2 separate regions of the Homo sapiens genome follow, and region 1 is linked to region 2. The links are chromatin loops, found by intact Hi-C in ENCODE. Cell type or tissue: dorsolateral prefrontal cortex. All regions are shown on one strand. Each heading gives the region's core, and the rest is flanking DNA. Links, peaks and the distances in the headings are about the cores only.

Region 1 (4,387 bases), core at 168-4,167, 75 kb after region 2:
TTTCAGCTGATAGTTTCAGGATGTATTATTATAATGGATCAATCCTTGAAATGCTTTCATCAACACCACAGGAACTAAATGCTCTGAAATTTTCTGATTCATCTTTATGGAAGGTTAAAATAAAAATAACATTTTTTCCCACCACATTGAACAGAAGCCAGTCTCCAACCTTCACACGGTGTTCCTTAGAACAGGATTACACACTCCACTCGAGGGAAGTCAAATGCTCCTCTTCCCTCTGCGCCTGCCTGATTTGCTTTCCAAATCAAGAAGTTGGATAGAGTGAAAGGCTGGTTTCATTTGCAGAACATTTTGGCATCTGATTTTTGTTCCTGTTCAGTAGTTTTAGAAAATATACGGGTTCAGCTCAGGTTCAAGCTGGTCTACTATTTTTTTTTTTTTTTTCTGGAAAAAAACACTTTGGTTTGTTCCACTGTGTTTGGTAACAAAATTAATGTTTGGGCCCAGCTCAGGGTTCAGTGAACGGGTGCGGGTTGTTTTGGTCATGGATGGACAGTGAGAGCTCTTGATTGGGACTGGATTTCTTCTGCTGCAGGGGTGAATTGCTCGTCTGTTAGCCAGCCGCCCTCCAGCTCCAGAGTGTGGCCTCAGAACTCCCTGGATGACGCCTCACCTCCTGGCCAGATGGTGAATGGGGCTCTGTGTGGAGGGGATGCAGTCTGGGCAGAGCAGGCAAAGCTGGGAGGCAAGTGGCATGTTCCTTGGGATGCTTCCCCCACCAACTCACAGACCTGGGCTGCTGGGAGAGGCAGCCCCAAATGCTATTTGACCCTTCCTTTTGCTGGAACTGCATCTTCTGGAGATCTGTTCACCACAGACAAATCCATTGGCAGGTGTCCGGAAGGAAGCAATATAGAACAAGCAGCCCTGTGCCAGGGCCGTGTCTGTGAAGCAGAGCGGTATGATGCAGAAGTTTGTCATCTTCAAGAATCCCTGTCCTGGCGCACCTAGCCTGGTGACCTCTGCCAAGTGACTTGTTTCCTTCAAGCTTCCATGTCTTCACCTCTACGGTGGAGAGACTGAGCTAATAACTGTCTTCCACCTGCAAGATGGAGGTGAGGACCACATAGGAGCTGGCACGTAATGGATTTAGCATAGTGCCTGGATTATGGTGAAGTGCAACAAGCTTAGCCACTCTTGAGTTTTGAGGGACACACCACACATGCATGAACATATGAAGGTGGTATAAGAACCAATAAGTGCACAGGTGAATAAATGCTGCAGGAGTTCAAAGCAGGGAGAGAGGGCTTCCCTAGGGTTCCAGGGAGGGCAGGCATTCTGGTGATTTGAACTGGGCCTCAAAAGAGGATTCCATTGAAAGGAAGGTGAAGACAAACCTAGCATGTTCTTCTCAAAGCTTGGGAAGAGATCTATGCATCATATACCCACTGCCTTTGTTTTAGATGTTGAAGGCCTTGAGCAAAGTCATATGTCAAATTAGTAGCAGAGCTGGGGCTAGAGGCAGTGACTTCTCTTGTACTTTTTCCATCACACCTTGCTGGCCATTGGAATTTCTCTTAGTCACTATGCGTTTGTTTGCAAGTGACAGGAAAAAAACTCAGTTCACACCGGCTTAAGCAGAAAAGCAAAGAAAAACAACAGCAGCAGCATCCCAACAATAACAGAGAAGAGAACGTACTGACTTCTCCCTTGGACAGACTCTCCCACGGGGGCTCCTGGCATCTCCAAGCTTACCTGCTTCCAGCCTCACATCCAGGAGAAGGAAAGCATCTCGCTCCCTTCAAACAATCCCATGTCAAACAATCAAGTCTCACCAGCCTGGTTGTGCTCACGGGCCTCCCAAACCAATCACTGTGGCGAGAGTTTTATTTATTTATTTTGTTGTACTCTGATTGGCCAGACTTCGACCACCCGCTCACCCTTGGAGTCTTCAGAATGACACGGTCTGGGGTGTTCTTACTGGTAGAAGAGGGAGTGGCTTCTGGGCAGACAAAAACAGCAGTGCCCATTCAGTGTGGTCACAAGGTTTACACACTTCTTGTGGAGAAGGAGCAGGAGAGGGACCACCACCAAGAGGTGAGAGGCTCCTTTTCCCTCTGAGTTCTGAGTCAATGCTTAGCTAGTGGTAGCAGAATAACTATACAGTTTGCCCGTGCCCCCGGGAACAGAAGAAGCCGGGCGCCCATTGTGTGGTCCTGGCACATGCACTATGGGGCCGATCCAAGATGGGTCTGGAGAGCTGCCTATTAGAGCTCTGGGTCAGTGAACCACGGGAGTTGAGTTGGTGACTGTTGGAGATTCCAGAGGCAGTGTGGTGAGACAAAGGCAAGCTTGATGAGGGGAGGAGTCCACGAGCATGGTGTAGGCAGGCCTAGGGGCCAGGTTCAGAGCCGGGATGAGGAATTGCATGCCTGAATGACCCATGGCATGTGGCTGTTTTTCCCCTGGGCAGGGAGCCAGCTTGGCCCCGGTGGCCACTCTGGGTGGTGGTGGATATCCCGGAGACAGCTCATTCCCCGCTTTGGGGCTGCCGGGAGAGGAGGGAAGAAGAGCCCGCGTGGTTGTATGTTGTCTTCGGAGTGAGATGGAAAGCACGGGTTGGGAAAGGTGACCTGCAGGCACACCAGCCCCGGGCTGTGGGGGGGATGCTCAGAGCCCACCTGGCTTCGCCTGTTTGCAGCTCCTTTCTTAAGACATGTTCTGCAGAGAGATGAGGATTTGCACGCGGCTGATGTGTGGAGGAAGTGCTTCCAGGGAAACAGCGAGGAATGGGAAGCAGCACAGGGCAGGGGAAGAAGCCAAGGGACGCCTCAGCCGGAGGCCCATGAGGGTCGCTTCAGTCTGATCCTGCAGGGGACTCTGGAGTGTTAGCTACTACTCAGGGCTGGTAGAGAGCTGGGCTTTCATACCCCGGGATCGTCAGGCATTGGCTGAGGGCCACCCCAGAGGACTGTCAACTCCCAAACGCTTCTCTCAGGTTCAGACTTTTGGAACAAAACACATGGAAGGTGGGGGATGGGTACCGGCAACAGCAAATACACTTTCCTGGGTGAGGGGATGGTGGGGGGGTTGGTGTGGAGGGGACATTGGATGAAGCAGGGACACTCTCTGCTCCAGGAGTTTTTTTTCTGGTCACAAAACTTCACCACATGCGTTCTGGCTGAGAGCCCATGGGCAGACTTCTTCCCCATGTGGATGAGTCTAGAGAACACCCAGGTCTGTATCTCCAGGGCCCCTGTATTAACTGCATCTAAGAAAACTGACCTAAGCACAATGAGCTCATCACACTGAGCAGGACAAGGGCAGGCTGGCTTCAGGCATGGCTGCACTCAGGTGTCCAGATGGTGTAGCAGGGGCTCTGTTTCCTGCCTCTGCTTCCCTCTCTGTTGGCTCTGTCCTCAGGCTGGTGTTCACCTCATGGTGGGGGGATGGCCGCCAACAGTGGAAAAAGAGAGTAGAGGTGACCCTTGAACAACATGGGTTTGAACAGTGCGGGTCCACTTACATGTGGATTTAAAAAACTAAAAGTTCCACCGAGCGTGCCTGCCTCTTCTGCCTCTCCTTCCACCTCCTCCACCTCTTTTGCCTGTGTCACCTGGGAGACAGCAGGACGAACCCCTCCCTCTTCTTCAGCCTACTTGATGTGAAGGTGATGAAGACCTTTGTGATGATCCACTTCCACTTAAAAAACAGTAAATATATTTTCTCTTCCTTGTGATTTTCTTAATGACATTTTCTTTTCTCTAGCTTACTTTATTGTAAGAATACGGTGTAGGCCGAGCACAGTGGCTCACGCCTGTAGTCCCAGCATTTTGGGAGGCCAAGGCGGGCAGATCACCTGAGGTCAGGAGTTCAAGACCAGCCTGGCTAACATGGTGAAACCCCATCTCTACCAAAAGTACAAAAATTAGCCAGGTGTGGTGGCGCCTGCTGGTAATCCCAGATACTCGGGAGGCTGAGGCAGGAGAATCACTTGAATCCGGGAGGCGGAGGTTGCAGTGAGCTGAGATGGCACCACTGCACTCCAGCCTGGGAGACAAGAGTGAGACTCTGTCTCAAAAAACAAAAAACAGAAAACGGTGTATAATACATAGAACATAAAAAATATGTGCTAATTCAACTATTTATGTTAATGGTAAGGCTTCCAGTTAACAGTAGGCTATTGGTAGTTAAGTTTCTGGTAAGCCAAAAGTTACGTGTACATTTTCCACTGCATGGGCTGTCAGAGCCCCAACCCCTGCGTTGTTCAAGGGTCAACTGTGCTTTGCTTTTAGGTCTTCAGCAAGGGCCATGGAAGGCACTCTGACTGGGTCACATGCACATCCCTGAACTAATCTCTGATGCTCTGAGTGACCAGGCCTGGTCACCTTATCTGTGCACTGTGTGTGTGTGTGTGTGTGTGTGT
Region 2 (4,387 bases), core at 188-4,187:
AAGCAGTAATTTTTATAGCATCACATGGCAGGAGTTACGATACAGATGAACCAGGAGAATGGGTGAGGGACATGGGAAAGGTGTCAACGATGAAAAATGTTAGTTTTTATACTCACTTAAAAAAGTAGAAATTGGATCCTGGAGAATTGGAGGGTGGCATTTCGAGGATGGAGAAGAGGAGAAAGAAGAATCCAGGCAGATGGACCAACACACGCAGAGGCCTAGAGGAGCGAGCAAGCAGCATGTTGCAGAAGCTGGGTGATTTGGCATGGCTAGGAGGGACCGTGTTTCGGGGAGGAGAGGACCCACAGTTGGAACCTTGACTGGGGTTAGACCCCAGGACTTGGTATATCTGGCTTCATCTGCAAGTAACAGAAAGCCCAGCGCAAACCTCTTAAACAATAAAGGAGAGTGCATTGTTCCAGGAAGTCCTGAGGACGTGGGAACTGCAGATGGATTGGAGGGGAGACCCCTGAGTCAGGGACCCATTGAGAAGTCAGGTGGTAAATTGGAAATGGGAAGGAAGAGGTGATTTTGAGGAGCGTGTAGGGACAAACTGGCATGATAACCAAGTTTCGCACAGAAAGCGTAAGTGAGAAAAACGATGGCAGTTTAAAGCCTCTCTTTGATTATCCCCTTGTCACCTTTCCCTCCCTCCTGTCCTATAACACCTTTCCCACCCCTCCTTCGCCATCCCCCATCTCCAGCAAAGACCCCAGGAGTGATGTTTGGTATCCTCCTTTCCTTCACACCTCGGCATGAAACTCACCATCAATTCTTGCTGTTTTCCTCTTCCCATTTCCACCCTCCAAGCCTCAGTTAACTCTGTCTTGAACCACTGCCGGGTTAACCAGCTGGTTTCTTGTGTCCACTTTCACTTGCCAATACTCTCTCCAATCCAAATTCTCTGCATCATATGTAGCCAGATTAATAATGATTAAAAAAAAAAAAAACCAAACCACCAAACGAAAAGCCCCCAAACCAAATCATACCTCTCACTTGCTTAACTCCAGAGGCCTCCTTGGAATAAAATCCACTCCTGTCCACATGGAAGGCCCTGGGAGATCTGGCCCTGCTGGTGTGCAGATCTCATGGAACCTACTCTCTCATTTCCTCATTCCCTTCTGGTGCCTTTTTTTTTTCTTTCTTTTTTTTGAGATGGAGTTTCGCTCTTGTTGCCCAGGCTGGAGTGCAGTGGTGTGATCTTGGCTCACTACAACCTCTGCCTCCCGGGTTCAAATGATTCTCCTGCCTCAGCCTCCTGAGTAGCTGGGATTACAGGCATGCACTACCACGCCCGGCTAAGGTTGCATTTTTTTAAATTTTTTTTTTTTTGAGATGGAGTCTCGCTCTGTCGCCCAGGCTGGAGTGCAGTGGCGTGATCTCGGCTCACTGCAAGCTCCGCCTCCCGGGTTAACACCATTCTCCTGCCTCAGCCTCCAGACTAGCTGGGACTACAGGCGCCCGCCACCACACCCGGCTAATTTTTTGTATTTTTGGTAGAGATGGGGTTTCACCATGTTAGCTAGGATAGTCTCAATCTCCTGACCTCGTGATCCGCCCGCCTTGGCCTCCCAAAGTGCTGGGATTATAGGCGTGAGTCGCTGTGCCTGGCCCTGGTGCCTTTTTTCTTTACTGCAAATTAGCCAAGCTTTTCCCCCTGCTTTAGGGTCTTAATGTAGGCTGTTCCTGCAAATCAGAGGTCTCGCCCAGTTATTACCTTGTTTATTTATTTGTTTTAATGGTTTCTTGCCTTATTCCTTCTCCTACCCAAAATGAATGATAAATTCCCTGATGGAGAGGACGTTGCCTGCCATGTTCAACGTCCAATCCCCAGCACCCACTACAATGGTTGACACACAGCTTTAAATGTGTGTATGTGCGCCTGTGTGTGTGTGGTTGTGTGTGTGTGTGTTGGATGACAAAAGGCCCCTAGTTCCGTTTGCGGAACTGGGACTCAGAGAGGGGGAGCCCAGTTTGCAGAGGAAGGTGTCGAAAGCAAGGGATGAGCAGGCCATTCAGGTGAGATGTACAATAGACAATTCAGATCCTCCTTACTCTTGTAGCACTTCCTCATTCCATACTGCTTTATGCGGAGATTATTTATAGGTTAAAAGTGCTTTTGTAGACATGGCCCCTTTAGACCTCTCTACAACCTTGGAAGGGAGTAGAATGATTATTCCCATTTTACAGATTAAAACCTCGAGCACAGAGATTCTTGTCTGAGGCCCACACAGCTGGAAGGCTCTAAGTCCAAATTTGAACCTGGGTATTCAAATCCCCAGATCTTTGTATTTTATTATGGTTTTAGAAGTCATGACCCATTTTCTCCACCTTTACCAGTGAACAATAAGGATGACGAATCATGTTGCAAAACACTTTCATTTTGATGCTGATCAAACTGAGCTTAGTTTGCACGTGTATATATATATATATATATATATATATATATATATATATATATATATAGGCTAAGCCATATATATGTGCGTATGTATATATTTTCTCCCTAAGATCTTAAAACCTCGAGAAAGGCAGAAGAACTAGGGAGAGATAAAAATATAACTAGAAGAAAGGGCTCAGAGGGAACAAATGAAAAGAAACAAAGGTAGGATTATAAACTAAAAGAAAGACAAAGAACATATTTAAATTATTCTTGTTTTTTGGCAAGGTTATCAACAAAAAGATGTGGGTAACAAGATAAATTAGGCACACTAAACTAAAGCAAGAAGGCTTATAATTGATGAAGAAAAAAAAAGAAGAAAACAGTTCCCTTGGGGGAGGCAGAAGAAAAGCGAGGCGGGGCAGAGGGAGGTGGCCATGGATCAGCACAGCTCAGCCTGGCCAAGCCATTCCCATACGGTGAGCACTGGAGGCCCAGCATGTGGTGGGTGTTTAGGGAAGACAGAAAAGAGGAAGATGTTAGGCCCTTGACTTCAGTTTGCTGATGGCAGCCACATGGGGAAAGGTTCGAGGGCAAGGAGAGATGATCTATGGGGTGCGCAAGTGGGGATGGCTTTGGTGTGGGTGGGAAGGGTAGGGGCTTGGAGCTAGGTGTCGAGGGATTCGAGTCTCAGCCTTGATGTGGATTAGCTGTGTGACCATGACCAGATTACTTAACCTCTCTGAGCTTCAATCGGGTCAACATAGGCACAGGAATAACACTATGTACTTTATAGGTTGTCATGGGGTTAAATGTGATCATGTGTCGCAAATGTTGCTCAGTGTTTGGCGCCTGGCAGGCACTGCATAGCCATTGATTCCCTCACTGATCAAAGCAGGGGGTAGTGGCTGTGGCCATTCTGTGACAGGAATCTGAGTCTCAGTAAGAGTTGTGACTTTCTGTTCCTTTGGGCACTGTCTTCAAATCCTCAGAAGGCAGGAAGCAAGGAAACAGAGTCAGTGAGCTGTTCCCCCGTTCCCCCCGGTTGGGTGGCTCCATCTAGACTTGGAGATTGGGGTGGCTTTGATTTGTGAGGAAGCTGTGTGGGTCGTAACTGGGTACGTTTTTATTTGCGGGTTACTGTGTGCAGTAACTTACCACATTTGCTCTTTGAAAACGCCTTAATGGGCTGCTGTAGTAGAAAGAGAAAATCTTTCATTGGTATGTGTATGTCGTCCAAATGGTATTTTTAAAGATTTATTTTTGTGTGTTCACGATGTTCTTGAATAATGTTTCCATAAGTACGGTCAAAGATAAAACTTGAGCGGTGCACGAAATCTGGTCGTGCATATTTTAGAGTGTGACCGTCTTTTGACCAGCCGTGGGATCCATTTGTCAAGTTCTTCACTGACTTGTGTTTCCTTAGGAGGACTTGCTTGAGCCGGCTCGCTGATGGAGAAACTTCTGAACATGGGCCAAGCTAATGGTGATGGCCCTGTTGAGTGTCACCCTTTCTCCTTTTACCTGCAGCAGTGTGGCTCTCCAGCGGGACTAGTGGAGGCCAGAGCCTCATAGCTCAGTCATTTATCAACAAACAGCTGATGAGTACCTTTGATGTGCTGGGTGCTGTGTGGGGATTTGGGGGACACAGGTTGACTTAGATGGACAAACCAGCTGGTCACATGCAGCCAATCAAGTAACAAGAAAAGGGACGTGACTAAGGTCCTATGCTAGTCAGGGTGGTCAGGCAATGACTGAACTGGGGTCATTTCTCCAGGAACTTGAAAGACACAAAAAAGCCAGCCAGGGAAAAGCAGTGCAAGTGCAGAGGCCCTGGGGCTGGGATAAGTTGGCCTGTTCAAATAATGGAAAATGGGTTGGCACTGTGGTGGGAATGTATGTCCCCTCCAAAACTCATGTTGAAATGTAATCCCCAATGTAGCAGGATTGAGAAGTGGGGCTTTTAAGAGGTGGTGGGTTATGAGAGCTCTGCCCTCATGAATG

What was found. Hi-C counts contacts between places; a loop is a spot of excess contacts. Peaks named below come from ENCODE experiments on the same cell type or tissue, not always from the same donor. Only the 100,000 strongest peaks of a DNase experiment are listed, where the experiment ranks them.
Region 1: a loop joins it to region 2, with 2.3 times the contacts of the local background. A loop is called at or near these places in 1 of 110 quality-filtered maps.

Annotation. Positions count from the first base shown.
Region 1 is chr5:173,410,447-173,414,833 of GRCh38, forward strand. All of the region lies in intron 1 of LOC105377732 (a long non-coding RNA gene), which reads left to right. Among named protein-coding and RNA genes, the nearest start is that of MIR8056, 65 kb to the left of the region's middle. RefSeq lists an enhancer at 2,170-2,671. In dorsolateral prefrontal cortex, for the core only: no CTCF peak of the experiment used is centred there; a DNase peak (open chromatin) is centred at 2,180.
Region 2 is chr5:173,335,713-173,340,099 of GRCh38, forward strand. No RefSeq gene overlaps it. Among named protein-coding and RNA genes, the nearest start is that of STC2, 9.5 kb to the left of the region's middle. In dorsolateral prefrontal cortex, for the core only: no CTCF peak of the experiment used is centred there; no DNase peak of the experiment used is centred there.